2 separate regions of the Homo sapiens genome follow, and region 2 is linked to region 1. The links are chromatin loops, found by intact Hi-C in ENCODE. Cell type or tissue: IMR-90. All regions are shown on one strand. Links, peaks and the distances in the headings refer to the core of each region. The heading gives the core; the rest is flanking DNA. Region 1 has its middle 270 kb from the start of LINC02726. Region 2 has its middle 190 kb from the start of LINC02686.

What was found. Hi-C counts contacts between places; a loop is a spot of excess contacts. Peaks named below come from ENCODE experiments on the same cell type or tissue, not always from the same donor. Only the 100,000 strongest peaks of a DNase experiment are listed, where the experiment ranks them.
Region 2: a loop joins it to region 1, with 2.5 times the contacts of the local background. A loop is called at or near these places in 3 of 110 quality-filtered maps.

The regions. Positions count from the first base shown.
Region 1 is chr11:23,990,522-24,003,121 of GRCh38, reverse strand. No RefSeq gene overlaps it. Among named protein-coding and RNA genes, the nearest start is that of LINC02726, 270 kb to the right of the region's middle. In IMR-90, for the core only: no CTCF peak of the experiment used is centred there; a DNase peak (open chromatin) is centred at 7,041; H3K27ac peaks cover 2,289 bases.
Region 2 is chr11:24,072,547-24,085,146 of GRCh38, reverse strand. No RefSeq gene overlaps it. Among named protein-coding and RNA genes, the nearest start is that of LINC02686, 190 kb to the left of the region's middle. In IMR-90, for the core only: no CTCF peak of the experiment used is centred there; a DNase peak (open chromatin) is centred at 6,896; H3K27ac peaks cover 2,953 bases.

The DNA.
Region 1 (12,600 bases), core at 4,568-9,567:
TCATATGGTAATAGTATTTTTAATTTCTCGAGGAACCACCATACTGTTTTCCACAGTGGCTATACAATTTTACATTCCCAGCAACAGTACACAAGGGTTCCAAATTTTCCACATCATCTTCAATACTTGCTATCTTCTGGTTGTTTTCATTATTGCTTAGTTTCTTGTTTGCGTTTCTTGTGTAATTTTTTTGCTTGTTTTTTTAAAGTAGCAATCATAATGGATGTGAGATGGTATACACTTTTATTTTTACATTTAGGCTTATGATTGATTTTGAGTTAAATTTTATATGTGTATTAGTCTGTTTTCACACTGCTGATAAAAACATACTTGAGGCTGGGTAATTTATAAAGAATAAGAGATTTAATGGACTCAGTTCCATGTGGCTGGGGAGGCTTCACAATCATGGTAGAAGGCATGTCTTACATGGCAGCAGGCAAGAGAGAAAATGAGAAGAGAAAAGGGTTTCTCCTTATAAAACCATCAGATGTCCTGAGACTTATTCACTACCACGAGAACAGTATGAGGGAAACTGCCCCCATGATTCAATTATCTCCCACTGGGTCCCTCCCACAACATGTGAGAGTTATGGGAGCTACATATCAAGATGAGATTTGGGTGGGGACATAGCCAAACCATGTCAATATGGGACAAAGTTTTTAATTTTGCATGTATATATCCATTAGTCCAAATGCCATGTGTGTTTTTTCAATCTTTTCTCTATTGAATTGCCTCTTCATGCTTGTCAAAATTACATGTTCTTTTTTTTGTGAATCTGTTTCTGTACTTTTTTTATTTTTCTTTGATTAATATGTCTATCATTTCACCAATTACCCATAGTCTTGATTTCTGTAGCTTTAGAATAGCATTGCAAGCAATCAGTACAAATCCTTCAAATCTCTTCCTTTAAAAGCCATTTAAACTATTCTAATTTCTTTCCCTTTCCATGTAGATTCTAAAATAAGGTTGTTGATATTTACCAAACATATTGATGAAATTTTAATTGAGATTAGAGTGACTTTATAGGTCAGTTTGAGGAAAATCAATGTCTTAACACTGATATTTTCTTTTTTTGGTTTTCTTTTTTTTTCTAACTTTATTTTAGTTTTAGTGTCTTTTCATATTCTTTGCCTGTTTTTTAACAGGGTTCTTTGTTTACCTGTTAATTTGCTGAAGTTTCTTTTAGATTCTGGATATTAGACCTTTCTCAGTTGCATCGTTTGTAAGTTTTTTTCTCCCATTCTGCTGGTCATCTATTTACTTTGTTGACACCTTCATTTGCTTTGCAGAAGCTTTTCAGTTTCATTAGGTCCCACTTGTCAATTTTTGATTTTGTTGCAATTGTTTTCGGAGTCTTGATCATGAAATATTTGCCATAGCCGAGTCCAGAATGGTATTTGCTAGGTTTTCTTCTAGAATTTTTTAAGTTTCAGATTTTCATTTACGTTTTTAATCCATCTTGAGTTGATTTTTGTATATGGTAAAATAAAGGGGTTCAGTTTCAATTTTCTGCATATGGCTAGTCAGTTATTCCAGCACCATTTATTGAATAGAGAGTCCTTTCCACATTTTTCTTTATTGTCAGCTTTGTTGCAGGTAAGATTTTTGTAGGTGTGCAGCTTTATTTCTGAGTGTACTATTTTGTTCCATTTGTCTATGTATCTGTTTTTGGACCAGCGTCATGTTTTGGTACTGTGGACTTATAGTGTAGTTCAAAGTCAGATAATGGGATGCATCTGGGTTTCCTCTTTTTGATTAGGATTCCTTTAGCTATTGGGGCTCTTATTTGATTCAACATAAATTTTAGAACAGTTTTTCTACATATGTGAAAAATGACAGTATTTTGATAGAAATAGTATTGAACTTGTAAATTGCTTTGGGTAGTATGGCCATTTTTAAAATACTGTTTCTTTCTATCCATGACCATGGAATGTTTTTTCGATTTGTTTGTGTCTGATTTCTTTCAGCAGTGTTTTGTAATTCTTCTCATAGAGCTCTTTCATCCCCCTGGTTAGCTGTTGATATGGTTTGGCTGTGTCCCACCCTAATCTCATCTTGAATTATAGCTCCCATAATTTGCATGTGTCATGGGAGTGATGGGGTGGGAGGTAATTTAATCGTGGGGGTGGATTTTTCCCATGCTGTTCTCATGATAGTTAATAAGTCTCATGGGATCTCATGGTTTCATAAAGGGCAGTTTCTCTGCACATGCTCTCTTGGCTGCCACCATGTAAGACGTGCCTTTGCTCCTCCTTCCCCTTCCAACAAGATTTTGAGGCTTCCTTAGCCATGTGGAACTGTGAGTCCATTAAACCTCTTTTCCTTATGAATTACTCAGTCTCAGGCACTTTTTTATAGCAGTATGAAAATGGACTAATACAGTAAATTGGTACCAGTAGATTGGGATACTGCTATTAAGAAACCTGAAAATGTGGAAGCGACTTTGGAACTTGATAAGAGTCAGAGGTTGGAATGGTTTGGAGGGTTCAGAAGAAGACAATAAGATGTCATAAAGTTTGGCGCTTCCAAGAGACTTGTCAAATAATTTGACCAAAAAGTCCAGGCTGAGGTGGTCTCAGAAGGAGATGAGGAATTTACTGGGAACTGGAGCAAAGGTGATTCTTGATATGCTTTAGCAAAGAGACTGGTGGCATTTTGCCCCTGTCTTAGAGATCTGTGGAACTTTGAACTTGAGAGAGATGATTTAGGGTATCTAGTGGAAAAAAAAAAATGTGTCAGCAGCAAAAAATTCAAGATATAACTTGAGTGCTCTTAAAAGCATTCAGTTTTATGTATTCACAAAGATATGGTTTGGAATTGAAACTTATGTTTAAAAGGGAAGCAGAGCATAAAAGTTCAAAAAATGTGCAGCCTGACAATGTGATAGAAAAGAAAAACCCATTTTCTGAGGAGAAGTTAAAGCCAGCTGCAGAAATTTGCATAAGTAACAAGCAGCAAAATGTTAATCACCAAGACAATGGGAAAATATATCCAGGGCATGTCAGAAATATTCACAGCAGCCCCTCTCATTACAGTCCCAAAAACCTCAGTAGAAAAAATGGTTTCATGGGTGGACCCAGGGCCTTGCTTATTTGTGCAGTCTCAGGACTTGGTGCCCTGTGTCCCAGCCATGGCTAAAACGAGTCAAGGTACAGCTCAGGCCATTATTTCAGAAGATACAAGCCCCAAGCCTTGGCAGCTTACCAATAGTGTTGGGCCTGTGGGTACACAGAAGTCAAAAATTGAGGTTTGGGAACCTCTGCCTAGATTTCAGAGGATGTATGAAAATGCCTGGATGACCAGGCAGAAGTTGGCTGCAGGGGCAGGGCCCTCATGGAGAACCTCTGCTAGGGAAGTTCAGAAGGGAAATGTGAGGTGGGAGCCCCCACACAGAGTCCCACTGGGGCACTGCCCAGTGGAGCTGTGAGAAGAGGGCCACCATCCTCCAGACCCCAGAATTTTAGATCCACTGACAACACAATGCATCTGAAAAAGCCGCAGATACTCAAAGCCAGCCTGTGAAAGCAGTGAGGAGGAGGGCTATACTCTACAAAGCCACAGGGGTGGAGCTACCCAAGACCATGGGAACCTACCTCTTGCATCAGCATGACCTGAACGTGAGGCATGGAGTCAAAGGAGATCATTTTGAAACTTTAAGATTTGACTGTCCTGTTGACTTGCAAGGGCCCTGTATCCCCTTGGTTTTGGCCAATTTCTCCCATTTCAAATAGATCTATTTACCCAATGCCTGCACCCCCATAGTATCTAGGAAGAATCTAACTTGCTTTTGATTTTGCAGTCTCATAGGTGGAAGAGACTTGCCTTGTCTCACATGAGACATTGAACTTGGACTTTTGGGTTAATGCGGAAATGAGTTAAGATTTTGTGGGACTGTTGGGAAGGCATGATTGGTTTTGAAATGTGAGAACATGAGATTTGGGAGGGACTGAGGTGGAATTATATGGTATGGCTGTGTCTCCACCCAAACCTCATCCTGAAATGTAGCTCTCATAATCCCCACGTGTTATGGAAGTGACCTGGTGGTATGTAATTGAATCATGTGGGTGGGGTTTTCCCATGCTGTTCCCATGATAGTGAGTAAGTCTCATCAGTTCTGATGGTTTTGTAAAGGGCAGTTCCCCTGCACATGCTTTCTTGCCTGCCACCATGTAAGATGTGCCTTTGTTCTTCCTTTGCCTTCCAATATGAATGTGAGGCCTCCTTAGCCATGTGGAACTGTGAGTCCATTAAATCTCTTTTACTTTATAAATTACCTAGTCCCATGTATTTCTTTATAGTGTATGAAAATGGACTAATATAGCTATATTCCTATTTTTTTCTTTTGTGGCTATTGTGAATGGGATTGCATTCTTGATTTTGCTCTCATCTTGATCATTATTATTCTATAGAAATGTTACTGATTTTGTTTTCTGAAACATTGCTGGAGTTGTTTATTGATTCTAGGAGCCTTTGGGCAGAGACTATAAAGTTTCCTAGTTATAGAATTATATCATCTATAAAGAGAGATAGCTTGACATTCTCTCTTCCTATTTGAAGGCCTTTTATTTCCTTCTTTGGCCTGATTGCTCTGGCTAGGACTAGAAGTAGTGAAAGAGTTGTGATTACACTGAGCATCTATATCTTCTTCCTGTTCTCAAGGGGAATGCTTCCAGCTTTTGCCTATTTAGTATGATGTTGGCTGTGGGTTTGTTGTATATGGCTGTAATTATATTAAGATATCTTCTTTCATGACAGAGCTTGTTGAGAGTTTATAAATGAAAGGATGTTGAATTTTATTGAAAGACCTTTCTATATCTATTGGGATGATTATGTGATTTTTGTTTTTCATTCTTTTTATATGCTGAATCACATTTATTAAACTGTTTATGTTGAACAAGTCTTGCATCCCAGGAAGAAAGTCTACTTGATCATGGTGCATTAGCTTTTTGATGTGCTGCTGGATTTGCTTTGATAGTGTTTCATTGAGGATTTTTCCATCTACCTTCATCATGGATATTGGCTTGAAGTTTTCTTTTTATGGCATCTTTGCCAAGGTTAGGTATCAAAATGATACTAGCCTCATGGAATCAGAAAGGATTCCATCCTCCTTGATTTTTTAGGATAGTTTCAGTAGGACTCGTGCCCGTTCTTCTTTATGTGTTTGATAGAATTCAGCTGTGAATCACTCTGGTCCAGGGCTTTTTGGTAGGTTTTTTTGTTTGTTTGGTTTTTTTATGTTCAATTTCAAACTCATTTTTTTATTTTAATTTTAATTTTTTAATTTTTTATTTTTTTGAAATGGAGCCTTCCTCTGTTGCCCAGGCTGAAATGCAGGGGCACAATCTCAGCTCACTGCAACCTCTGCCTCCCAGATTCAAGTGATTCTCCTGCCTCAGCCTCCAAGTAGCTGTACAGGCATGCACCACCACACCTGACTAATTTTTTTTTTTTTTTTTGTATTTTTAGTAGAGGCATGGTTTCACCATGTTGGTCCCTCTGGTCTTGAACTCCTGACCTCAGGAGTTCAAAATGATCTGCCTCCCTCAGCCTCCCACAGTGCTGGGATTACAGGTGTGAGTCATCGCACCTGGCCTCAAACTCATTATTGATCTGTTCAGGGTTAAAGTTTCTTCCTGATTCAGTCTTGAGAGGCTGTATGTTTCCAGGAATTAATCTATTTATTCTAGATTTTCTTATTTGTGTGCTTAGAGTTGTTTGTTCATAATAGTCTCTGAGTCTTTTTTCTATGTTGATTTTTGTGGGATTGGTAGTAAGATCCCCATTGTCATTTCTGGTTGTGTTTATTAGAATTTCCTCTTATTTTTTATTTATTAGTCTAGCTAATGATCCATCAATCATCTTTATTCTTTCAAATGACAAATTTTGGGTTTTTTTGAAATTTGTATGACTTTTCTCATCACTTCATTCAATTCAGCTCTGATTTTGGTTATTTCTTTTCTTCTGCTAGCTTTAGGATTAGTTGTTCTCGTTTTCTAGTTCCTCTAGGTGCGATATTAGGTTGATCACTTGAGAACTTTCTAATTTTTTGATGTGGGCATTTAGTGCTATAAATTTTCCTCCTAACACTGCTTTAGCTGTGTCTCAGAGATTCTACTATGTTGCATCTTTTTTTTAATTTGTTTCAAATAATTTCTTGATTTCTACCTAAATTTCATTCTTTACCCAAAAATCATTCAGGATCAGACTGTTTAATTTACACGTAATTGTAGGGTTTTGAGAGATCTTCTTGGTATTGGTTTCTGTTTTTATTGCACTGTGGTCTGAAAGTGTGGTTGGTATGATTTTAGTTTTTTTTAAATTTGTTGATAATTGAATTATGGCCAAGCATGTGGTTGATTTTAGAGTATGTGCCATTTGCAGATAAGAAGAATATTTATTCTGTTGTTGTTGAGTGTAGGGTTCTGTAGATGTCTGTTAGATCTATTTAGTCAAGTGTTGAGTTTAGGTGCCAAATATCTTTACTAGTTTTATGCTTCACTGATCTGTCTAATGGTATCAGTGGGGTGTTAAAATTTTGCACTCTAAGTATCTAAGTATCTTATAGGTCTCTAAGAACCTGTTTTACAAATCTGGGTGCTCCAGTGCCAGGGGCATGTATATTTATGACAGTTAAGTCTTCTTGAAGAATTGAACTACTTATCATTATATTATATCCTTCTGTCCTTCTTTGTCTTTTTTGATCATTTTTGGTTTAAAGTTTGTTTTGTCTGAAATGAGACTAACAAATCTTTTTTGTTTTCTGTTTCCTTGATAGTTGTTTATCCATTTTTTTTTTTTTTACTTTGAGCCTATGAGTGTCATTTGCATATGAGCTGAGTCTCTTGAGGATAGCACATATTTAAGTCTTGCTTCTTGATCTACCTAGCCACTCTGTGCCTTTTAAGGGGGGTGTTTAGCCTATTTATGTTTGAGGTTAATACTGGTATGTGCAGATTTGATCCAGTCATTATGTTGTAAGCTGACTGTTATGTAGGCTTGATTGTGTAGTTTGCTTTACAATCTCAATGGTCTATGTACTTCAGTATGTTTTTGAGGTGAAAGGTAATGATCTTTCATTTCCATGTTTAGAACTTTCTTAACAATGACTCATAGGGCAGGTCTGGTGGTAATGATTTCCCTCAACATTTGCTTATCTGAAAAGGATTTTATTTCTCTTTTGCTTGTGAAGCTTAGTTTGGCTATGTATAAAATTCTTTATTGGATGTCTTTTAAAAAAAATGCTGAATACAACCACCCATTTTATTTTGGCTTGTAGCGTTTCTGATGAAAGGTTCACTGTTAGCGTGGTGGAGTTCCCTATGTAGGTAACCTACCCATTCTCTCAAGCTGTCTGTAATATTTTTTCTTTAGCATTGACTTTAGAGAATTTGATGACTATGTGTCTTGGGATTGTCAATCTTTTATCATATTTCTCAGGGATTCTCTGAATTTCTGGAATGTGAGAGTCTACCTCTCATGAGGTTAGGGAAATTTCTGTGGACCATATCTTCAGATACATTTTACAAGTTATTTGGTCTCTCTCCTTCTCTCTCAGGGATGCCAATGAGTTGTATGTTTGGTCTCTTTATATAATCCCATATTTCCAAGACATTTTGTTCACTTACAAATTTTTTTCTCTTTATTTTTGTCTGATTGAGTTGATTCAAAGGGTCTTCAAGATCTGAGATTGTTTCCTCAGCTTGGTCCATGCTGGTGTTAATAATTCCAGTTGTATTATGCAATTTTTGTTGTGAGTTTTTCAGCTCTATCAGATCAGTTTTGTTCTTTCCTAAAAACGCTGTTTTGTCTTTCATGTCTGGAACTGTGTTATTAAATTCCTTAGATTTCTTGAGTTGGATTTCAGCACTTTCTTTAATGTCAATGATCTTCATTGCCATCCAGATTCTGAATTCTATGGCGTCATTTCAGCCATTTCATTCATGTTAAGAATCATTGTGGGGAAACCAGTGTGGTGTATGGAGGTCAGAAGACACTCTGGCTTTTAGAGTCGCCACAGTTCTTATGCTGGTTCTTTTTCATGTGTGTGAGCTGATGTTCTTTTAACTGTAATTATAAATTGAGTACAGTCATTTGGCTTCATTTCTGGATGTTTTCAGAGGGCAAAGGTTTTTTGCAGGGTCTTTATTGTGGCTGAAATCTTGATGTTGTTTTTCACAGGAAGGGATATTAGCAAATTATTTTTGGTGTTATAGTTTGAGATTTAATTCAGTAGATGGTGCTTAAATGTAATAGGCAGTAGGTAGGCTCTTACTCAGCTTCGTGGTTCCTATGTGTAATACTTTCTTGCATTTGCAACTGTGCTACTTCTCAGTGCTCTGAAAGTGTGGGCTCCTCTTCCATTCAAGCCTGGCACTCAGGCTGCACACTGCAGCTCTTGGGTGATCTCAGGCTTTTTGTTCCCTCCCCATCTTGGGGGCAGCAGGGTCAGTAACCTGGACAGTGGCAATGGCAGAGGGGCTGTCAGTTGCTTCTGGCTCCACCTTAGAGAGACACAAATCCACTGCCAGTGGGGATGTTCAACCAGAGGTAGGGCAGTTGCACTGCGGGATCCAAACCAGGGGACTTGCCTGGTGAAGAGCAGGGTCCAGGGACTCACAAATTAAAGAGTCTGGCCTCCCCTCTGTATGGTAGCTATAGCATGCTAGAGGTATAAGCAAAGTGATCAGGGTCTTTCTTTATTTCCCAGTCCAAGGGCAGCAAGGGTGGGTATTGCTGCAGTGACAATGACAGAGATCCTGTCAGAGTTCTCTGGGAATTTCACCCCAGAGTATTGCAGAGCCATCACTGACTGAAGTGATCAGGTGGGGCTAGAGCAGCTGCACTAGGGGCCCAGGTTGGGAGGTCCTGCCCAGTGAGGAACAGCAGGCACAGGGACCTACAAAGAAAAGAGACTGGCCACTTTTCTGTATGCAGCACGCTGGAGGCCCAAGAAAGTTCTTGGGCTCTTTGCTTCCTTCCCTGCCTGAGGGCAGCAAGGGCAGGGGCCTCAGCAGTGCAAACACTGCAGGCCTATCAGTTACCTCTGGGAGCTCTGTCCTTGAGAAATGCAGAGCTCCAACCAACTCAAATGCTCAGGTAGGGGTAGGGTGGCCACCCTGGGGTCCAAGGACAGTGGGCCTTGCCTGGTGAGGTACAGCAGAGGCAAGGCCTTTCTTCTGTCTGCTCCTTGGCAACATGGATGCAGCTCCTATCCTGGGGGTATGTGAGAGAGCCTAGCCTTGCTTGTTGGCAGAGCTATAGCAGCTGGTGCTGGGGTGCTTAAGGATCTAAGACCCTTGGGGTTCCACATGATCCTAGGCAGCAGCTCTGCCCAGACTCCATGCAGCTCTCTGTGTCGGTCTGGAGGCCCCAGGGGTGAGGGTAGCGGGATTTCCTGTGCCCAGGATTGCAAAGGTCCTTGGCAGAAGTGTAAATCCCCCAGGGCTCTCACTCACTCACCCTTTCCCTGTGATGGGAAACCTTCCTTGCTTATGCACCAATCCTAGGGAGGTGGCTGTCTTGCCTTGCTCTTTCCTGCTCTTTGTTAGCTGCTATTGCTTCCTTGGTGCATCCCAACATGGCCTAGTCAATGATCCACTTAAAAAGCTACTGTTTACTCGCCACTCTCTCTCTCCTTTCTCTCCTTTCTCTCTGTGAGAGTGGTGTGCACTAGATGCTTCTAGTTAGCCATCTTGGCACCTCGCTGATCCTTTCAATACATGGATACTATTTATCTCTCAATTGTTTAAGCCTTATTTTTTCTGTAAGACTTGCATAATTTTTACCATACAAATCTATAAAATACTTGTTAATGTAATATCCAAGGATTTTTTGGGGGGGTACTATTATAAGTGGTACTGTTTCATTATTATCTCAATTTCCAGTTGAAATAAAATTGAAATACCAGCAACCAGCTAGTATACAGAAGTTAAATTGATTTTAATATATTGGTCTTTTATTATGTGATTTTCCACAGCAGTTACCAGACTTTAGAGCTTTTTTGTGGATTCGTTTGGATTTTCTATGTAGACAATAACCAATAACAACATCTACAAAAAGAAAGAGTTTTATATTTTCTTTTCTAGTTTATTTTATTTCCTATTCTACTAGCTAATTTCTGATACTAGGTTGAATAGGAATGATGAGAGAAGAATATGTTTCTGAAGCATCTCTTGCTCCTTTGTTGCTCATTTGGAAGTAGTGGTACTTTTCCTAAGGAGAATTTAGATGGTACTGTTTCCAAGTTACTTGTTCCACAAATACTTTTTCCAAATTACTTGTCCATTGGGATTTGGGAAAGTGGAGTTATAACATGGTCAAAAGATAAAAGCCAAGAGAAAGGAAAAATATGAAAGAATATGAGTCCTATAAAAAAAGACAGGAAAACTAATCAAATAAGGACATGAACAAACCGGATGTCATCAATCTCAAACAGGATAAGGCTGTTGATATTTTCTCCATATACTATGCACAAAATGGTATATAAGGCAGAAAATTCTAAAAGTACTGATGTTGTCTTGTTTTATTTGAGAGCAGTTGATCTCTTTCGGATGTTATTAGACAAGACCATACTCTTGTGGATTGATAATGCTTTTTTTTTTTTTTCTCTGAAAAAGTGGGTATTTTACTGTTAACAATGGTATCTAGGAAAGGGTCAGGGTCCAAGATGTTACAACTAAGGAAAGCGGCTGTAAAAGGCAGGCATGGAGACACTCTTCTGTAAAGCATTGTCACCACCATTGCTATTGGGAATGGGGAAAAAGCTGACAAATGTTACAAGGAAACGGCCCTGCTCTCAATAGAATCCCCACGGAAGTAGGGTTGGACATGCAGGATTTATTAGAAATGTTAAATTATTTCTATTTTATGTTGTACTTCTCTTTGCTTGTATCTAAATCTATAATACTGTTTTACCACAATTTGCCATCTGGTCTCAGCTGTTATTACAGGCGTTAAAAACAAAGATCATTGAGCATAGTTGATACAAACAGTAGCAGCCGGAGGGAGGATGCATGTCCACAAACTTAAGAAGGCAGCTAATGAAAAGAGCAGAGACCTTTGGAAAAAGTGGACAGAGGCCATTTCGAACAGAGGACCCCTTACCGAGGACAGGTTTGTAACATGAGAGGATCCTCTTATTAGTCCAGTATGTACTTAACAACAGTGACTTTAGGAACAAATAAGTAAACAGAAAAACAGGACTCCCCACAGTAAAACAGAAGGAAGGAATGGAGTAACACAAATTTGGTTTATTAACAAAAGGAAAACCTTAAACTGATGAAATAAGGGTACCAGATTCATATTATAAAAAGTTGACTCACTCTAGAATTATTCATTTAAAATGGTAATTTGTGTGCCAAAATGGAAGTAAGATAACTGAAGCATGAACAAAGAATTAAAAACAAAACACATAAAATTAATGTAATATTTTGGGAGAATAGAAGCAAATGTATTAAATTTTTCAACTGTCATTAAACGGGAAAGTATTTTGAATTTAAAGGGGACTACATTAGACGTTGTGTCTGAGCCAATTTGTGTTCTTTATGACGCTTCTTTGGGCCTGTGATTCCCGGGATCTAGACAAACTATCTAAAGGCTCAGCATTTGTTCCTGATAATGAACAGAGCAGCCGGCTGTCTACTGGGTGCTTGTTTGAAACTACTTGGATTCACAATTGCAGTGCCTATGGGATATTACACGCTGAGTTTGTGCTTGCCAGTTATATTTAATCTGTCTGAAAATGAGATCATAAAAGGAATTTCCTGATTAGTCTTGTATGGCAAATCATATTCTTGGATTGCTCTCAAAGCAGCTGCAATCATGTTTAGAAAAATGATGAAAACTCCTCCTCTTCCCACCACCAGCATACATTCAGAGGGATAACTTCTATGGCAGCTCTTCATGTTTTCATTCATCAAATATTTGTTAAGTGCTTATGGTGGTGTGCTGACCACTTGGAATACAGAAGGACATATTTTCCTTTGTCAGTAAGTCCAGTCCAGAGATCAGAGAGAGAAGCAAATAGATAATTACAATGCAACCATCAGCAAAGCTACTTGACTATTGGCAGCCACAGGGTACTGTTTAATCCCACCGAGATGCTACCATTATACATCCCTATCACAAAAGAGGCTTTGCATCTATAATAAGGATGGTGAGAGGGAGGCTGTTTTCAGTGGAAAAAAAAAGGTGATGCTTCTGAGTGATAGAGTTTTTTGTTTTTTTTTTTTTTACTTTACACAATATTTGTTTAATAGGTGTAATTGTGCCAAGGGGAAGTGCAAGATTTTCTCTGAGAGACAGCATAGGCATTAAACAGATATTATAGAGTAGCAATGGGAAATAAAGGTCTGTCAGGCACCATTCATCTCCCTAACAAACACCCAGGGCATACATCACTAATGGAGCCCACATAGGCACTTTCCCCTTCTCAATAAACTGTTCCAAGCTGTCACTACCAGCCATCAGGCCCCTGTGTGAAACAACATTCATATATTCTCTTAGAGTAACTCTGTTTCTTGTACAGTGGAGAGAGTCTGTTTCAGTTTGCAATCTCCCTGAAATGTTCGGAGAGATGGATGACAACACTATTGCAACAAG
Region 2 (12,600 bases), core at 4,034-9,033, 83 kb before region 1:
CAGGTGAAATGGGAGTCTGGACCACCTGTTCCTGTGATTTAGTTGTCATGTTCTGGAAAAGCCCTGGCTGGGTTTCAGATGTACTATTTCTGTCACTGCCTGAGTAAAGATCATGGGAGTGGGTGGGACAAAACGTATGTGTATGTTCATATTTGGTAGATAATGCTTAGACCAATGTATAATCCAATTACAAGAGCATACGAGTCCTATATACTCCACCAAAATTCATCAAAAAGTCACCATACCTGGTTAGCCTTCTAATTTTAGTTACTGTGATTGGTGTTTAAAGGTAGTGCTTTTTGTTTTTATTATAGTTCTCTGTGGTTGATCATATTCTCTTTGGCCTTTTAAATAATCTGTTTTGTAATGGCCTTTTCATATCTCTTGACTATTTTTCTAATTGTATTCACTATCCCTTTTCACTGTTTTGTAAGTGTTATTGATATATTCTGAATACAAGTCCTTTGTCATTTAATTGTGTTGCGAAAAATCTTCTACCAATATGTAGCTTGCCTTTTCACTCTCTTAAAAATGCCTTTTAGTGAATAGCAGTTCTCAATTTTAATTTAGTGCATCTTGTCAATTCTTTTACATCCAGTTATTGTACTTTATCTTGTGCTTAGGAAACATTTGCCTACTCAAAATCATAATCTCCTTTACCTTTATTGTTTCTGTGGGCAAATTTTTATGCAAATACTTTATTGTTTTATTTTTCATATTCAGACCTACAGTCCACACGATTTCATCTATCTTAGAGACCTTTAAGTAGAGGCCACAAATCAATGAATTTGATCAGTAGTATATTTAGTATGCTCTTATTAATAAAATATTCCTCATTCTATTTTAACAGACTTTAATGGCAATGTAATTCAGCAATTTGTAGGCTAATTTGAATTGGTTATGATTTGTTGTGGCTACTTTCTGATAATATGTATTAAGGAAATCTGTTTGAGTAAGTTAGAAACCATCCTTTCACAATAGGATAGTCTTTCGGTAATAATAGGCAATCCATGCGTCATGTAATATGGATTTTCTTATATCTCATCCTACGTTCTCACTTTCAGGTAATGCTTTTAAGTTTATAGTATTGTAGGACTCTGTGTTGACTATACTCAATTTTTAGACAAAACAGAAACAAAAACACTAAAAAACAAAATTAAAACCTTGGCTTTCTTATTTTATAAATAAATGGGTCCTCTTGTTAGAAAATCTTCTTAGGTTATCAAAACCAATAATATTTTTAACATATCTTGACAATTCAAAAAATTTGTTAATTTGTTAACTAATGAAAACATGCAACATGGTATTATAAACATTTGGAATTTATTATTTTCAGAACTTTGTTTTAAACGTCACTGCTTTAGATGCTATTGCTTTTGTCAATTAAATACAGAAGGTTTATTAACAGTAGGATTATATGATTTCTTAACACTGAGGTTATGTATTTCTTATGATTGTTATGATTCCACAATTGTTAGTGGTAAGTACTGGAATCTCAAAGCAGCATGTTACAAAGACACTGTGTTGACTCTATGAGAATGAAGCAGGGACATCCTAAAATAGTGTCAGGGTACAGAGGGCTGTTTCTAAGAAATAAATGCCTTGAACTATTCCAGTCCTTTATCGTCTGTGACATCTACCTGTGTTTTCCTTTTTGCCTTCATACCATGTAGAACAACCTAGTCACTCTTACCTCCTCATATTTTACATTTTTCATAGTATAATCCTAATCTTTAATGAAAAATTATCATATGTACAAATCCTCTCTGGTAGCTTGAACCCAATGCTGGTATATGCCTTCCTAGCATTGTGAATGGCATTTTTATCCCTGATTTTAGTTCTAATCTTCTAGTTCTATGTTAAAAGAATTCCCTACCACCACACAATTCTGATAAATTATGACAGGACACTTGTGAGCTCTTCAGGCTTCTGTAGGGCTAATGCCCATTCCACTCACATAGGTACATGAGGAGTTTATTGCTCAGTAACATTTCTTGATCTAAAGTACCTGTCACTACTTGTCACATTGCATTTCAGACTAAAGATCAGCCTGCAGCCTTGACTCAAATGGAGCCTTGAGCCTCCTGAGAGTGGTTCTGTTTCATGCAGCTGCACTTCAGGCTTGTCTGTCCCAGGTTAGGGCTCTCCTGCCTCTTAGACTGCATTGCTCCAGGCGAGGCTGTCATTACAGTTGTTTCAGCTAAGTGAAGGAAAGGAGGCCTCAACAGGCAGTTTTTTTCAAAGCATGTAATTATAGACCCATTTTGAAAGTTAAATCTATTATTGGTTCTCTGCTTTACCCATTTTTATGTCAGACTTTGAAAGCATACTTATCAAATGTTCAGATTGCAGTATCCATCTGATATTATCAGACTCTAAAAATAATGTGATTAAAGACTAAATAAAAGAATGGTTAAATATGACAAAACTACAAAAATAATATTCCATAAAACTCAGGATCCAAGTGGCTACACTTTTGGATAATAGAAAGCTATAAGATAGCATAATATGCTACAAAAATAGTTCCACATTTTGATGTGTTTTTCATGTCAGTTCACATATAGATTATTGATTTTCTTACTTGCCAGCAAACCATATATAGAATGTGCCCAGTCAAGGACATGTCTAGGGCAGATGAAGGCCCTGGAAGCCATGAAGTGTGAGAAACAGTCAAAAGAAATAATGTTAAGATGAGATCATCCAGCGTGTATAATTTTGAATGGATATCTTAGCTGTTTTTAAACACTTAAAATATTTTTACATGCAATAAACAAAAGTGAATCAGTTGGCAGTGTTGCCAAGGAGTTAGATTTCATTATAAACACTAAAATCATGTATAAATGGTAGATAAAGAGTTGCTTTTGAAAAGTGGTTAAGAACTAGCTCATTGAGTACTATTAGAGAGAAACAGACCTGGAATAGTCAAAATACAACTTAAATTTTTGGTATGTAAGGGCTCTTTTAAATCTAAGATTCAAGCTACAATAAGACTTTTGAAATTTTAATTGGCAAGTTCTAGGTAAATGTAGTGTCCTAAAACTCTGTATATGCTTCTGATTCTAAATCTCACTAAAATTATAGTAAAGGAAAATTTTTTAGAGACAAATCCACCAAGAAAGAAAGGATAAAAAAAATGACAACAGAAACAAAATATTGGAGTACAAAGTAATAACAAATGATAGAAAAAAAAAGATAAGATAATTAGAAATCCATTTTGGGAGAGCTAGTATCTAAATAATAGGTGTTCAAGGGAGGGGGACAAAAAACAAAAATCAGAAATCATTAGTAGAATAACTGTAAAGATAATTGCAGACTGAAGAACTTCAATTTCTAACCTAAAATGCCCTAAAACAGGTCCAGAAACATACATATTTGATAGCTTAAATATATACAACAAAAAAATTTTTAAAGGATTGGATTGTATTTCTAGTTTTCTTTTAAAGAGTTGCGAGGTGTTTACAGATACTCTTGTATTTCTGCTATCACTAAACTAAGAAAATTCCCCAGTTATCCTGCTAATCCAAGAAAAATGAGGAAAATGTGGAACAGATATGAACCTAATCTGCAGCATATTGAAAACTATATTTTTCAGGTACTTTCAGAAAAGTATTTGTAGTGGGATATTCCATTTATTATTTGAGAAATTAGATGTTTCAATCATAAGAATGGTTAAAATGCTGTCTCAACTGCAGACAAGCAGGATGACTTTTCCTAATACTGGGTACATCAAAAGTATTCAGTAAGATCACTGTGATTCTTCATTGTATATTCTGGATAAATCACTTGCCATTACATTCACTATCTTGTTCTCATTAGCATTTTAATGTTCTCCATAGTCACGCCTCCTATGTTTGGGGAAAACTAACCAACTTCTTCTTCTAAGCCACTTGCCAGGGAAGGCACTGTTTTATTAATGAGGCTTTAATTAAAGAGACTCCCTACTATGCATACTTCTGAGCAGTTGTAAGGCACACAGGATTTGGGAATTTGATATGTTATTTATGCACTACTAAAGGCAAGAGGGGACAGGCAGTTCTGGCAAGAATTTTCAAGAACAGTTTTGAATTATTGATTTCTGATTATGAGTGAAGTAAGAAGAAACAGGTGTCAAAGGGGATGGACCTCAGACCCAGAAATCTGGAAAGTCTAGGTTTTAGGTTTCCTCTGGATGCTTATGAAAGTCATCTTTACCTTGACTCTCTGAGGTTGCTACAAAGATACTATTTCTGTCCAATTCTATAAATACTTTTATATGTCTCCTGGGAGCTATAGTGCACTGGTCTTCCTGGCAACCACAAGATAGTGAATATTAGAGTTTGATTTTGTCATGGAGTTAGTTTCTTAGTACTTTCATAGTCTTAACTTTAGCCCTGTTTGTCCTCTGTGTTTTGTGTATTCACAGAAGTTTTCTTAGGCATATCTAAGTTTTGGTATAACACATCTTAAGTTGAGGCTTTATTTTTCCATATGAAATATATCATGAATTAATTCACTTCTCCATGGAGTCCCTATACAAGAAAAGTTTTAGATCTTATAAATTGCTTTGTCAGTTTCAGAAAAGGATACAATATACCACTTTTATTTTCTTATTTATCAGTTTTTCTTTAGTTTTCATCCTCCCTTTGTCACAGTATAATACTCTTTTATGCTGATATTTTGTTGAAATTTCTTCTTTATTTTCCATAATACTGTTTTCTGTATACCTTGCTTTCTCTATATCCACTTTCTAATTTATTTCCATTTCCTCCCTATTTTACTTTCCATTTAAATGAAGTGCCATATGGAAAGGGGAAGAAAGACTTATCACTTTGAGGAACCTGCTATATGCCACACCTTACTGTATAGTAGACATTATTCCACTGCACAATAATAGAATTTTTTTAATGAACAGACTCAGAGGTTAAGTAGTACGTCTAACCACTGGGCAGTGATGGAGAAGCATCACCCGAATAAGGGTGAGGTACAGATCTAGTGAATGACAGCAAAAGTGAAGCAGACAACCCAGAAGATACTGCCCTTTCTCTTTAGATTTCAGGGAGATTTTAAAGTTTCAAGATTTTTTAAAATTAAGATGGTGATGGTTCTATAAAGAAACAGACAGATGTTTTTCCCTGACAAAAGATTATTGCATTCAGATGGAATTTCTAATGGATGAAGTATGAGGAAAGCATCAGCTAGCTGGGAGGATACTAAGCAGAGCTGTCCCAGAGATCACGGGTGCTTGTCAAGAGGAAGCATCTTTGAGCTCCCTTTGGTGATTATAAGTGACTGTCTGGTGGTTCATGAACTCTTTAAACAGGTAGACTCATTCTGTCACAAAATCGTGTAGAAAAGACATTCAGCTTCTTGCCATAGTTTGTCTTCTCTTCTGTCATCAATCCATGGTCCTTCTGACAACTGACCTTGTAACTTTTCTTCCCATTTTTTTTTCTTACTTTTCAGATTTTATACTCAGTCATACATCTTCAACTAAGATTTTTCCTTTCATACCTCAATCATGAGTATGTTCTCTTTTGTAACTGCTCAAGTCAGGATGCTTGATGCTCAGAAGTCAAAGCGTGGAAAGTGAGGTGTGGTAAAAGGAAAGCAGCTTTTTTTTGGTCAAATGCCTGCAGGTGGGAGAATGGCCAGGATCAAGCCTCAAAGGAACCATGAGAAAAATGTGTGGGAAAAATTTAGTAGTGAAAAGGAGGTGCAGATCTGTGTGTTGTGTTATGATGGTCATCTCACATAATTGCTTATCCAGAGGTCCAATTTGCACCATTCTGACTTCAGCCCAGTAGTGGGGGGCTAACTGTAACTCCCCTTGAGCTGGAGGATTCCACAGCTGGGTCTCTCTGCCTGGCATGTTTTGAAATTGGCCTTTATAATTTCTTTTCTTTTTTTTTTTTTTTTTTTTTTTTTTTTTGATGGTGTCTTACTCTGTAACCCAGGCTGGAGTGCAGTGGCACAATCTCAGCTCAGTACAGCCTTCAACTCCTGGGTTCAAGCTATTCTCCTGCCTCATCCCCCCGAGTAGCTGGGATTACAGGTGCGTGTCACCATGCCCAGCTAATTTTTGTATTTTTTGTAGTAAAGACGGGGTTTCACCTTGTTGGCCAGGCTGGTCTCCAACTCCTGACCTCAAGTGATCCACCTGCCTCGGCCTCCCAAAGTGCTGGGATTACAGGCGTGAGTCACTGCACCTGGCTGCCCTTGGAATTTCTAAGCAAGCACATAATTAGATAAGTAAGCACTATGCATGGATGTGCATAGTGTGCACAGAGTCTCACAGTACAAGGCCACATTTGAGATTAGGAAGGAAAGGAAAAAAAAGTTTCAAAATGCAATTCAAAGGTGAAATATTTGGTTATACTCTGAGCCCATACTGGTTGATTCCGGCCCAGAATCATGAAATAGATATTCAGTGAAAGCTCAGTGAATAATTCTCCTTAATGTGTTTGCTCTGGACTCCGAAGTATCAACAAGATGTAGAGATAAACCTCAGGCATTATCGGACTTCTAGTATCAGGCAGAAGTTGAAAAGCTAATAAGTGATGCTGATATTTCCTGTTAAACACTTTGCACAACATTGCAAGAAAAGTTTGTGGAAACAGTGTTGAAAAGTTAAAATATTCAAGAAGTAACATTTTCTTATTACATTGGATGGGGCTACAGCCCTTAACAAGTGATATGAACCTTTTTTTTGTGAAAGTGTACTGTACTAGGAAACTAAAGATTACTTAGCTATTAGTAAATGATTGAAAATATATTTTGAGCTTTCAATAACAAGGTCATATGGACACACATTTCACCAAAAGGTCAAACTTGTAAATGTTTCCAGACTGAATATTCTGTGACTATGTATCTAAAAACTGTAAACTTTCCACAGTGTTTATTCAGCTAAAGCAAAATAGACTCTTAAGGAATTAGGCTGTTATCATTCTGCTAGATTTCTGAGCTCGTCTACTGGTGTCTGCCCTGTGCATATGCCCTTTGCTGAAAGACGCTAGTAAGAATTTTTTTTTCCATAGTGTTTGTATGAATACACACATCCATAATTCATCAAAACAGCCATTTGGAAAATGAATAAAACATACCAACCACGCTTCTGAATCACAGAGTTTCAGGATTGCTTATTAAAATAACAGTTACTTCTTTCAAACAGGTGTGGATTGCAGTTCTAGTATATGAATTATTTTGGAAATAACTTTCTATATTTCTCATTTAAACCTTACATTTCTTTTCTAATGAGATAGGCATCTAGAAGTCTTTTAAAAGAATAACATTTCTTGACCAAACTGATCATTTATAGCTAAATATATTTCAATATATTAAAGGACACATCTACCATGGAAAAAGAAATGTACTGTGAATTAAATACAGAAACATTTTGAATAATATTATTTTACAAGTCTGTGGAATAATTTATAAAAGTGACTATATTATAGACAGGGAAAATTGAAAGTTTTTAGAAACAACACACAGAAGGGGAAGGTTCATTGTAGTTGTGGAACAGTCAATAAGTTTAAAGAGGAAAACTCAAATAAGAGAGACTCTATAATAAGATTCAAAGGACATTGTGGGTGTGGGTGTGTGTGTGTGTGTGTGTGTATGCATATATACACATGTATATGATAGTGATACACCAGAATTTATCTGGAAAGGGAAAATGTTATTTTCCAAATATTATGACTAATTAAAGCAGGTAGAAAAAAAAACACATGAAAGATTGTGGTATATTAAAAAAAATTGCTGGGCACGGTGGCTCATGCCTGTAATCCCACAACTTTGGGAGGCCGAGGCGGGTGGATCATGAGGACAGGAAATCGAGACCATCCTGGCTAACATGGTGAAACCCCGTCTCTACTAAAAGTACAAAAAAATTAGCCAGGCATGGTGGCACATGCCTGTAGTCCCAGCTATTAGGGAGGCTGAGGCAGGAGAATCTCTTGAACCCGGGAGTGGAGGTTGCAGTGAGCCGAGATCGTGCCACTGCACTCCAGCGTGGGTGACATAATGAGACTCTGTCTCCAAAAAAAAAAAAAAAAAAACTTTTTCATGGGGGCAGTCCCTGAATTTCCATGTGCCCTTGGACCTTAGACAACTCATTTTGCTTTTCATCAACACAAAATTGTTTGCACAATAGGATAATTGTGTTGCTATCAGTTCAATAAGTGCATTTTTCTTATATATACACATTAAGAAATATGATAACTTAGATACTCAGAGCATTGATAACATAGTAGCTAATGGAAACCATCCAAGATGGGCTATGCTTGAAAGTTGAGTTTCTCTTTTCTCTATGGGCAAATATTCCCTCAGAGAGTTCAGTAGAGGGAACACCCCTAAAATCTTTACACTTGCATTGTTTGGTTCAGTTTCATAAAAAGGGCCGACTCAGAATAACAGTCTAGGCTCGTAGAGATTTATTGTGACCTTTGTTTTTCACTGGAGGATGATACATAGAGAGGCCTATTGTATTTCAGGTTTTATAGAATCAGTTGTCAATTGAGTATCCTGTAGTAAAGCCCCTAGTAGCCCGATACATGAATACTTTTGACAAAACATCACTCTTTGTCATAAGATTGCTGAACAATTTAACTCTGCTTATAAAATGACAAAATCTTCAACAAATTTTAATTTCTAACAATTGACGATATACACATGTGCATTTGTGGATATATATGTAGATATGACTATCCGTGAAAATATTAACAAGTTGAATGAGGATAGAAAACTGCAGAATGTGAGGCAGGAGAATAGGGCCTGAAGCCAGTGAACCTAAGGACCTCCTAGACCTAAATCAAACGGAAATACTTAAGCTATGACAGGAAATATCCTCTTCATTTAGATAGGGCATAACCTAGTAGATGACTTTGTAACTTTAGTTCATTCTCTTCATTTATATAGGGTGTACATCAAGTAACTAATGGAAACCTCTTAAGGGTATTTAAACCCCAGAAAATTCTGTAACTGGGCCCTTGAGCTGCTTGCTTGGGCCCGCTCCTGCCCTGTGGAGTGTGCTTTCATTTTCAGTAAGTCTCCGCTTTTGTTGCTTCATTCTTTCCTTGCTTTGTTTTTGCATTTTCTCCAAATCTTTGCTCAAAACGCCAAGAATCTGGACATCCTCCATCGGTAACAAATATAGTTACCCAAAGAAGTCTAGTAAGAAAACACATCTTTTGAATTTCTTGATATTATGCCTCCTTTCTCAGGCTGTATCAATCACAGAGAAAAGAAGCTCTTAAACATTTAAGTTATATACTTTATGTTAACAGCGTACAGTAATGCATCCTAGAAAATGCAATTATTCAATGTTTTATGAAGACTTCTGTTGTCAAAGCACAGAAATTCAGTGTTAAAAAGGGTTTCAGAGTTTCTTCTAGTCCTCTCCTTACCTAGTCCACTTTGGTGTAGGACGCAGAACTCTATTGGGAGCCATAAGTTGTGCCTATGAATTGTGGTTTTTAGATTCATTCTAACCCTTAACTGGCTGTGCTCTTCATCCCAGAGAAACAAATTTTCATCACTTGGATAGCCAATTTTAGGAATTAATTTTTTTCTCTGCAAGTTCCAAGAATACTTCTATTTCTCTACTTGAAACCTTACTGTACAATCATTTAATCTCTTTGAAAATGAATATTAGGGCAGCTCTTTGTTTTAACTTAATTTTACCCTTGAAAGAGTTATAGTTAATCTCTTTCATTTGTATAATCGGTTAGCATGGTTTATGAGAATTTTAATGAGTTAAGTAATTAGGCACTTTGTGTTTTGTATTTACATGTTAGGAAAAGCTTCCTAAATCTAATTTTACTGCATATTATCCCTGTCACGTTTCCCACTAATGTTATTTACAAATAGTTGTATTTGTAGATGTACAGAAAAGCTCCACCTAGTTGGAGTTATGCATGTGAAATTGCATTCTCATTTCATTGTAGATTTTAAAAATTATACTTTAATTGTTGTAGCTACTCCTAAAATGTCATAACAATTTAGTTATTTGTAATATAGTAAGCTTTAAGCATATTCCTTATTTCAGATCCATCTGTATAATTAAAAACCATACAATTATTATTTAGAAATCATTTAATTATTGGAGGAATGACTTCTAATATTGCTCTTTAATGATTAAATTATTTGTTTCCAAATGAGAAAATAGATTGCAGATCATCATACTGGACCATTTTAGCTCTAACTGCACTTGTAGTTTAATGTTTGAAATCTCAGTGCAGCTGTAGATGGAAAAGAATAATTCTATGTTCCACACTGAAGATGACAAGGTAAGACTATAAAGAGCAAAGTTTCATTAATCATGATAATATTAGCTGATATCACACATAAACTTGAAATCTCAGTGGCATATTTGTAGGCTGTCATACAATATATATTAAATAAGTAAATAATAATTTAACATATGATGTCAACACATCTTTCGCATTTCAGCTGGCCTCATGTATCTGGTCAGTCAGAAACTATAGGCAACGATGTCATTCAGAGTCCACTAACACTTATTGCAACTGCTCAATATAATTTAAATCCTTGACTTCAAACAGGCAGTCCTGAGAAGAATATCCTCGTCTTTTTCACTTGTATCTTTACTATTATTGCTAATCATTCCATTATCCTTGTTTAAATAATTTTCCCTGACATTATTCATGTTTTCATTCACATTCAGTCAACTTAATTTATGGTGCTTTTGTGTTTCTTTAAACACTGTAAATGAAATTGTATATATTTAAGGAGTACAATGTGATGCTCTGATATACATATACATACTAAACTAATTAATACAGTCAAGCTAATTAACATATTCCTCTCTTCACTGCCTTTGAAGCTTTACCTTGGCAGTGATTTCTTCTCCCTCATTTTTTGCTGACTTATGGAGTTCTTCTCAATGTGTGTGTGTGTGTGTGTGTGTGTGTGTGTGTGTGTGTGTGTGTGTTTTTTTTTTTTTTTTCCATGAGCCAGCATCCTTGCATGTTCATGATAGGAGATGTTCCTGGTTGTCCAAAGTCATCATGACCACCATTCCTAATTCCCTTTCTTTGAAAACATTTTTTTTTTATACTTTAAGTTCTAGGGTACATGTGCACAATGTGCAGGTTCGTTAAATACATATACATGTGACATGTTGGTGTGCTGCACCCATTAACTCGTTATTTACATTAGGTATAGCTCCTAATGCGATCCCTCCCCCTCCCCCAACCCCACAACAGGCCTCGGTGTGTGATGTTCTCCTTCCTGTGTCTAAGTGTTCTCATTGTTCAATTCCCACCTATGAGTGAGAACATGCAGTGTTTGTTTTTTTTTGTCCCTGCGATAGTTTGCTGAGAATGATGGTTTCCAGCTTCAACCATGTCCCTGCAAAGGACATGAACTCATCCTTTTGTCTGGCTGCATAGTATTCCATGGTGTATATGTGCCAAATTTTCTTAATCCATTCTATCATTGATAGATATTTGGGTTGGTTCCAATCTTTGCTATTGTGAATAGTGCTGCAATAAACACGTGTGCATGTGTCTTTATAGCAGCATGATTTATAATCCTTTGGGTACATACCCAGTAATGGGATGGCTGGGTCAAATGGTATTTCTAGTTCTAGATCCTTGAGGAATCGCCACACTGACTTCCACAATGGTTGAACTAGTTTACAGTCCCACCAACAGTGTAAAAATGTTCCTATTTCTCCACATCCTCTCCAGCACCTGTTGTTTCCTGACTTTTTAATGATCGCCATTCTAACTGGTGTGACATGGTATCTCATTGTGGTTTTGATTTGCATTTCTCTGATGGCCAGTGATGAGCATTTTTCATGTGTCTGTTGGCTGCATAAATGTCTTCTTTTGAGAAGCATCTATTCATATCCTATGTCCACTTTTTGATGGGGTTGTTTTTTTCTTGTAAATTTGTTTGAGTTCATTGTAGATTCTGGATATTAGCCCTTTGTCAGATGAGTAGATTGCAAATATTTTCTCCCATTCTGTAGGTTGCCTGTTTACTCTTGTGGTAGTTTCTTTCACTTTGCAGAAGCTCTTTAGTTTAATGAGATCCCATTTGTCAATTTTGGCTTTTGTTGCCATTGCTTTTGGTGTTTTAGACATGAAGTCCTTGCCCATGCCTATGTCCTGAATGGTATTGCCTAGGTTTTCTTCTAGGGTTTTTATGGTTTTAGGTCTAACATTTAAGTCTTTAATCCATCTTGAATTAATTTTTTATAAGGTGTAAGGAAGGGATCCAGTTTCAGCTTTCTACATATGGCTAGTCAGTTTTCCCAGCACCATTTATTAAATAGGGAATCCTTTCCCCATTTCTTGTTTTTGTCAGGTTTGTCAAAGATCAGATGGTTGTAGATGTGTGGTATTATTTCTGAAGACTCTGTTCTGTTCCATTGGTCTGTATCTCTGTTTTGGTACCAGTACCATGCTCTTTTGGTTACTGTAGCCTTGCAGTATAGTTTGAAGTCAGGTAGCGTGATGCCTCAGCTTTGTTCTTTTGGCTTAGGATTGTCTTGGCAATGCAGGCTCTTTTTTGGTTCCATATGAACTTTAGGTTTTTCCAATTTTGTGAGGAAAGTCATTGGTAGCTTGATGGGGATGGCATTGAATATAAATTACCTTG